3 separate regions of the Homo sapiens genome follow, and all the other regions are linked to region 1. The links are chromatin loops, found by intact Hi-C in ENCODE. Cell type or tissue: heart right ventricle. All regions are shown on one strand.

Region 1 (2,500 bases):
CAGGTTGAAGAATTCCCTTTAGCATTTCTTGCAAGACGGGTCTAGTAGTGGTGAATTCTCTTAGCTTTTGTCTGTGAAAGACAATTTCTCTTTGTTAATGCTGCCCTATTTCCTTCTGGCCTACATGGTTTCCATTGTGAAGTCTGTTGCCAGATGAACTGGAGTTGCTTTGTTATTTTACTCTTTTGCTGCTTTCTGGATCTTCTCTTTGTCTTTGATATTTGAAAGTTCAATTATTATATGCCTTGGTTAGTGTTACTTGGGTTGAATCTGTTTGGTGTTCCCTGACCTTTCTATATCTAGATATTTCTGTCTTTCATGAGTTTTGGAAAGTGCTCTGTTATTATTTCTTAGGATAAGCTTTTCTCCCCTTGCTCTTGCTCAGCTCCCCCTTAAACACCAATAATTTTTAGATTTGGTCTTTTGAGGTAATTTTCTATATTTTAAAGGTGGCCTTCATTTCTTTTTATTGTTTTTTTCTTTTCTTTCTTTGGACTGTATTTTCTTAATAGCCAGTCTTTGAGCTCACTGATTCTTTTCTCTAACCCATTCTGTTATTGAGATCCTCTAAAGAGTGTTTCAATTCAGCAAATGTGGTTCTCCGTTCCAAGATTTCTGTTTCATTTTTAAATTATTATTTCAATTTTCTTGTTAAATTTCTCTGATAAGTATCTGAATTGTTTTTCTATGTTATCTTGTAGGTCACTGAGTTTCCTTAAAATTGCTATTTTGAATTCTTAGTTATAAAGTTCACATATCGGTTTTCTAATCCCAAAATGGCAGCATAGAAGCAAGCTTGCTTCTCTCCCCTCCACCAGAAACCAAAAAGAAATACACAGCAGCAAGATCTTCACCAGCAGCAACCCAGAGATCCTGTATGAGGATGAGACAGTTCCTGTAGGTACAGAGAAGTGGAAACATTCTGAGCAGATGGTAGGAGAACCAGATTCTACATCCATGAGGCCTCTTCCCTGCATTACACCAGGCATCAGCAGTATGAAAAATCTGCCCTCAACTCATGGTTTCTGCACTGAAAAACGTGAAATTGAGATTGTCAACCAGCTTTCCCATCTTCTTCGGTTTCCTGCCAGGAGACCTGCCTTTGCCTTAAACCACAGGTAGCACTGTGACTGCCTGGAGGGAGAAATGTCTGTGAAGGCTGGCAAAGACAAATAGGGAAGCCAGGACTACCATCCTCAGCCGTAAAAACTCCTTGTAACTTGACCAAAGGAGATGCCAAATCAGTAGAAATCATGTAGCAAGTATGTTCCACAAGTCCCCTGGGAACACACCCGTGGCCGGCCTTCCCACAGTGCTAGGGTAATCCCTTTGGTCCTCCTCCTTATGGGACAGGCAGTGCCATGGCCATTTGCAAAAGTCAAGGTAAACATAGGCTTATGGCGCCATCTAGAGCCGAAAACAAGGCAGCAAGCTGGCAGTTAAGATTCATAAGCAACTGTATTCAATAAAAACCAAACCAAACTAGACAGATAAAGCTGGACTAAATAATTATTAATACAAATACATAGATGTATACCCACAAGAAACAACAGCAAACATGGAACCATAACCTTCTAGACAAAGCAAAGTTCCAGCGACTGACCCTCCTGAGATGGCGATTTGTGAACTCTCTGACCAAGAATTCAAAACAGCTGTTTTAAGGAAACTTTGTTATCTCTAAGATAACACAGAAAAGCAACTCAGATATTTATCAGAGAAATTTAACAAGGAAATTGAAATAATGATAAGCAGAAATCTTGTAACTAAGAACTACATTTGCTGAACTAAGAAACTCTTCAGGGGATCTCAACCACAGAATAGGTCAAGCAGAGAAGAGAATCAATGAGCTCAAAGACTGGCTGTTAAAAAATAAACAGAGGAGAGAAAAGAAAAAAAGAATGAAAATGAGAGAAGGCCACTTACAAGATATAGAAAATTACCTCAAAGACAAAATCTAAAAATTATTGATGTTCAAGAGAGAGCAGAGCAGGAGCAAGGGTAGAAAGCTTATTCAAAGAAATAATAAGAGAATACTTTCCAAAACATGAGAAAGATATAAATATTCAGGTACAGGAAGGCCTTAGAGCATCACATTAGTCAAATAAGACTAATGAAGGTATTTACTAATCAAACTGTCAAAGATCAAGCATAAAGATAAAACTGTAATGGCAGCAAGAGAAAAGAAGCAAGCAGCATATAAAGGAGCTCCAAATCATCTTTAGCCAGAATAAGAAAAAAAGAGAGAAGACCCAAATAAATAAAAGTAGGAACAAAAATGGACACATGACAACTGAGACCTCAGAAATACTAAGAATCATTAGAAACAATTAGGAACCATTACATGCCAACAAATTGGAAAATATAGAAGAAATGGATAAATTCCTGGACACATGCAACCTACCAATATTGAACCATCAACAAATAGAAAACCTCAATAAGCCAATAATGAGTTATGAAATCAAAGCCATAATAAAAAGTCTCCCATCAAAGAAAAGCTCAC
Region 2 (2,500 bases), 400 kb before region 1:
CTCAGCATAGGTTTCCTTTCTGTCTCCTTTTTTCCCCTCTCCATCTTTTTAAAAATTATTCTCCTTCTGTCCCTTCTCACATCCTTCTTTCACCTTTCCTCACCCTGAACAGATGGATAGACTGCCTTCCTTCCCAACACACACACACACACACACACACACACACACACACACACACACACACACACAGAGTCCACAGCCACAAGTGTCTCTGACCAGCCAGTGTTGCTGAGGCTGCACCTCAGTCTTCGTGGTGTTCACAAACTAAGGGGATTCTGATCAAGTCCTCTTGATCCTAACACTGTAAATGGAAGAAGAAACAGGTTTGTTTTAACCTGGGAGGTGTAATTTCTTTCTTTCTTTCTTTTTTTTTTTTTTGTCTTTTTCTTTTCTTTGAGATGGAGTCTTACTCTGATATCCGGGCTAGAGTGCAGTGGTGCAATCTTGGCTCAATGCAGCCTCTGGCTCCTGGGTTCAAGTGATTCTCTTGCCTCAGCCTCCTGAGTAGCTGGGATTCCAGGTGCCTGCCACCACACTCAGATAATTGTTGTATTTTTAGTAGAGACGGGATTTTGCCAAGTTGGCCAAGCTGGTCTCGAACTCATGACCTTAGGCGATCCACCCATCTCGGCCTCCGAAAGTGCTGGGATTATAGGTGTGAGCTACTGGGCCCTGCTGGGAGGCCTAATTTCAGAGACGTGGAAGTTCCAATGAAGATGAAACTGGGAGGAGGTGGATGCAGAAAATGACAAGCTCCAGTGTTTAAATCCAACAACAGCACACACATACACATACACAGAGGAAATGAGCAAGTGAACTGGTACCATTCCACAGAAATGAGAAAAGCTGAGAAATAGAGGACAACGTGCTTGCCTAAGATTCTGGCTGCATTTACTGAAACTCTCCCAGCCCTGCCTTTCAGCAGTTCTTCTGTGGATGGGAGTGTGACAGTGCTGCCTTCTGACCACAAGGTGGGGCTTATACTGGGATACACTGACTATCAGAAGGATTTCTTGTTTGAGCCTTTTCCTTTTAGAAATCTTTCTATATTGCCAACTAGATATGATTAAGGGCTTACTATACGTTACCTTACCAAGCTCCAAGATTCCAAAAACATCCAAGTTGGAATTTGTGCAGAGCTTAAGACCTGTACTTGGACACTTACTTACCACAGAAAAGAGAAAAATATGTCATTTTTCCTGAATTTCTTTTTCCCTCACTGTGGTATATTTATTAAGGTAGGTGGTGGCTTGTTGTGTTGTAAGTTTCTACTACAGAGCCCTTGTGAAGGTCAAGGTGGGCCTGAGTCATCGCCTTTCTTTTCTTATTCTTCTTTTTAAATAATATCAATATTTTAAAGAGAAAGAAGAGAAATGTCACAACAAAATTATAAAACTTTTACAAATACATTAACTGCCTATATTTAATAAATTAACATGTTTAGATTGCACAAATATATTGCAATGTATTTGTGGTATTAAAAGTATAAGCACTTCGTAGTATACTCAGATTCTATGTTCAGGACAGGATAAGATTTTAAAGTTAAGTATTATGTGTCTTCTGTTTTCAATCTTATCAAAATATCTCTGGCTGGCAGCTTGACCTTATTTGTTAATAACACTGAAGATCAGCTTTAAGGGTTTTTGTGAATGCAAAGCCCTGGACAAATATACTCCTCCCACCCCGCCCATTTGATGAACTGTTTACAAACCACAGATGTCATTGAATAGATTTAATGGAGGTGAGGTCACTGGGCATGTTTCACCCTTTTAAGCACAAAATTCAGACCCGTCAGAAACTTTTCCTGATGCTCTTGCAACCTTATTTACTAAGCTTAAAAGAGTTTTGTTAAACTAGTTTTCAAGACTTGGGCCACTGGGACATGAACACTAAGTGGGCTGCCAGAGCTCTACCCAGGCTGGACTTCATTCTGCAGAGGGAAGAGAGCTCAAGCTTTGGGGCCAGAGACCTGGGTGCTGATTTAAATTCAGGTTTGGGTCCAGCTGCTTGCTTGCTATGTGTGTACAATTTTAACTCCCTGAGCCTGTTTTCTTAAACATAAAAATGGAGATAATAGCGCCAAGCACATAAATTTGTGATGAGAATTAAATGAATTAACTTTTATAAAGAACCCAGTACAGGAGCTGGAAGACAATAAATATTACCCTGCCCCCCACCCCTCTATCTGCCTCCGTGCCTCCTCATTATTTCCACCACCAGCCATAGCCACTGGGTCACACAACTATGGGCCTAATTGCCTAATTGAGGATATCCACTGAGGATGTGGTCAGAAGAGCTCTATCAAGCAAGAGTTGCCCCACATTCAAATAATTCTGCAACTTTAGTTTAGTTGCTCCATCCTTCCAATTGCTCACACCTGAAGTCTTCATCGTCTGTGACTTTTGTCTTTTTCTCATGTCTTATACCTAATCCTTCAGGGTTTTGTGCTGTCTCTACCTTAAATTATCCAGAATTTGACCACTAGTCACCACGCTTGTCT
Region 3 (2,500 bases), 540 kb before region 1:
AAAAGAAGGCTTGGTATCTCAATGTATATACACAGTGGGTTGAGCTGGAGAGGTAAGGACTAAAAAGGAAGAAGGGATGGAAAAAAAGGATGAAAGGAACTTTTATACAGGTATGTTTCTTGCTGAGAATATTTATTAATTTTTCTGAAACTTGTAAAGGGGTAAGGAAAAAATCAGCCCAACCTGGATATCCAAGGGACACTTGCATAAGCCCACACAAGGGACTGTTTTGTGCATTTATTTAACTTCAAGTGCATTTCAGGGTGCTCTGTTGAACAGGATTGGGACAATCAGATGGAACATCATTAAGTTTCCTTGGTAGAAAGCACAATGAGCCCTTTGTTCCAAGGAAAGAAGACATTTAGATTTTATCCTCTTATTTTGGAGACCAGGCCAGGGTAAATCAAATTCTGACTTTACATTTTGCCTTTTCCAATGAAGGAATGCAGTCTCCAGGAGAGAAGTAGCAGAGCAGAGGAGTCAAGACCACAGGCTGTGGACCCCAGACAGAAGTAAGGCCCAGTCCAGTTCTGCCACATCGTAATTGGGGATCTTGCACAAATTAGTTAATCTTGAAGAGCCCTAGTTTCTGAACACCAACTTCATTGAGTTGCTGGGATTTTTTTTTTTTTTTTTTCAAAGTCTCACTCTGTTGCTCAGGCTGGAGTGCAATGGCGCAATCTCGGCTCACTGCAAACTCCGCCTCCCGGATTAAAGCGATTCTCCTGCCTCAGCCTCCCGAGTAGCTGGGATTACAGGCGGCTGCCACCACGCCCAGCTAATTTTTGTATTTTTAGTAGAGACAGGGTTTCATCATGTTGGCCAGGCTGGTCTCGAACTCCTGACCTCAGGTGATCCACCTGCCTTGGCCTCCCGAAGTGCCGGGATTACAGGTGTGAGCCACCGTGCCCGGCCATTGCTGGGAAATTAAATGAGATTGTGTGTAATCAGTTTTACACAAGCTTAAGTTTCCCTCCTTAAGAGTGCACGCAATAAAACTAGATATGAAGATCATCTTCTGAGGAATTAAAAACATGAAAGATAGCTTACCCTTTGCTGGAGAAGACGTCTGATGACTTCATACTAGTAAAAGAAGAGAATGGCTTCTCATCTTGTATTTTTAGCTGTATAGGTCGTTTTACTCCCCAGAAAATGTCCAGCATTCCTTCAACAATTAGTTTGCCATCTTCAGTCTAAGGAAGAAATGAATAATCCCCCAATTGTTTTTGTATTATTTATAGACGGTAAATGTTTTAACGAAGATGTAGAAATTAAGTGCGTAAGAAACCTAAATAGATTAAAAAGAAACGCCAGGGTTGTTGTTTGGCTTTCCAATTTATCTACAAAGCAATTCTATTTTTGAAACATTCTTTTATTTTTGAAAACAGCTATACCCAGCAAAGTGAGTAAATCATAATGGTAATGGCATGTCCACCAGAGGGCACAGTATGTCAAAATGCTTTCTGAACTCTGATTCTTCCATTAAGTGGAATTTTAATTCTCTAATTTTGTTTAATTTAAAATTAAAGCAGATTTAAAAATTATGCTGAACTAGAAATTAGAAAAAAACATCTATTTAAAGATTTAGCAGCTATTTCCTCATTGCTGAACAGAAAAAAATTTAACTCACAAAGTTATGCAAAACAAGTAAAATAACACGTGTGAAAACACGCTGTAAAAATTCAAAACATAGATATATTTTTTGTAAAAACAATAGCATTTGAAGAATTTCTTTAAAATTAGAAATACTGTAGTATAGCAGAAGAAGGAGACAAATTTAACATAAATTTTGTGGAAAGTTTTGAATTAAAGCATAAATAATCATTATATATATGAAAGTGCTTTTCCAATGTTAAAGTAATGTTTTCTGTTATAGAAACTTTGGAAAATGTAGAAACTAACAAAAGTCATATGCCAGCCACCCAATACCTATTTTAACATTCATTAACTATTATTAATATTATGAAGAATCAATTGTTAGACAACATTTAAACACTCAATTCTTATTTGAGAGCATAATGAAAACTCCAGACTCTGGAATCAGACAGACCTGTGCTCAAACCCTGGCTCTGCCACTTCCTAGTTGTGGCCTTGGACAAGTCACTGGCTACCTTTAAACTTGGGCTTTCTCATGTGAAAAACAGACATTATGATAACCCCTAATTCACAGCGCCTGGCATTCAATAGGTGCTCTATATTACTGTTTATTATTTCTTTGGCTGATAAACTTGCTTTGGAATCACTCCTGAAACAAAGTTTTGCACTTCTTCCACTTTTGACTTTACATTTCAGATTACTAAGAGGTCAGGTTACCAATCAGTTGTTTTCAACAATCAAACACAATTTATTCCTTGAAATGACTGTATATGATATAGATTATATAGTTAATGGTGGACAGCATTCTTTCTCTGCCTAACTAGAACTCAATTAAGCCTTTGTATCAAAAACTTATAGAATCTCTGAAAAGAAAAACAAAACCCACTACTCTGCTGAGGTTGTT

The links. Hi-C counts contacts between places; a loop is a spot of excess contacts. Peaks named below come from ENCODE experiments on the same cell type or tissue, not always from the same donor. Only the 100,000 strongest peaks of a DNase experiment are listed, where the experiment ranks them.
Region 2: it touches region 1 in a loop (4-fold over the local background); 59 of 110 quality-filtered maps call a loop at or near these places.
Region 3: a loop joins it to region 1, with 8 times the contacts of the local background. A loop is called at or near these places in 38 of 110 quality-filtered maps.

The regions. Positions count from the first base shown.
Region 1 is chr4:74,133,037-74,135,536 of GRCh38, forward strand. All of the region lies in intron 1 of LOC105377277 (a long non-coding RNA gene), which reads right to left. It also overlaps a transcript of MTHFD2L not described here. Among named protein-coding and RNA genes, the nearest start is that of MTHFD2L, 24 kb to the right of the region's middle. In heart right ventricle, CTCF peaks have their summits at 1,414 (motif pointing left) and 1,617; a DNase peak (open chromatin) is centred at 1,375; H3K27ac peaks cover 307 bases.
Region 2 is chr4:73,728,791-73,731,290 of GRCh38, forward strand. No RefSeq gene overlaps it. Among named protein-coding and RNA genes, the nearest start is that of INKILN, 9.0 kb to the left of the region's middle. In heart right ventricle, CTCF peaks have their summits at 965 (motif pointing right) and 1,177; a DNase peak (open chromatin) is centred at 941.
Region 3 is chr4:73,592,401-73,594,900 of GRCh38, forward strand. RASSF6 (Ras association domain family member 6) reads right to left here. Exons shown (of 11, transcript NM_177532.5): 4 at 1,051-1,193. Among named protein-coding and RNA genes, the nearest start is that of RASSF6, 27 kb to the right of the region's middle. In heart right ventricle, a CTCF peak has its summit at 1,442 (motif pointing right); no DNase peak of the experiment used is centred here.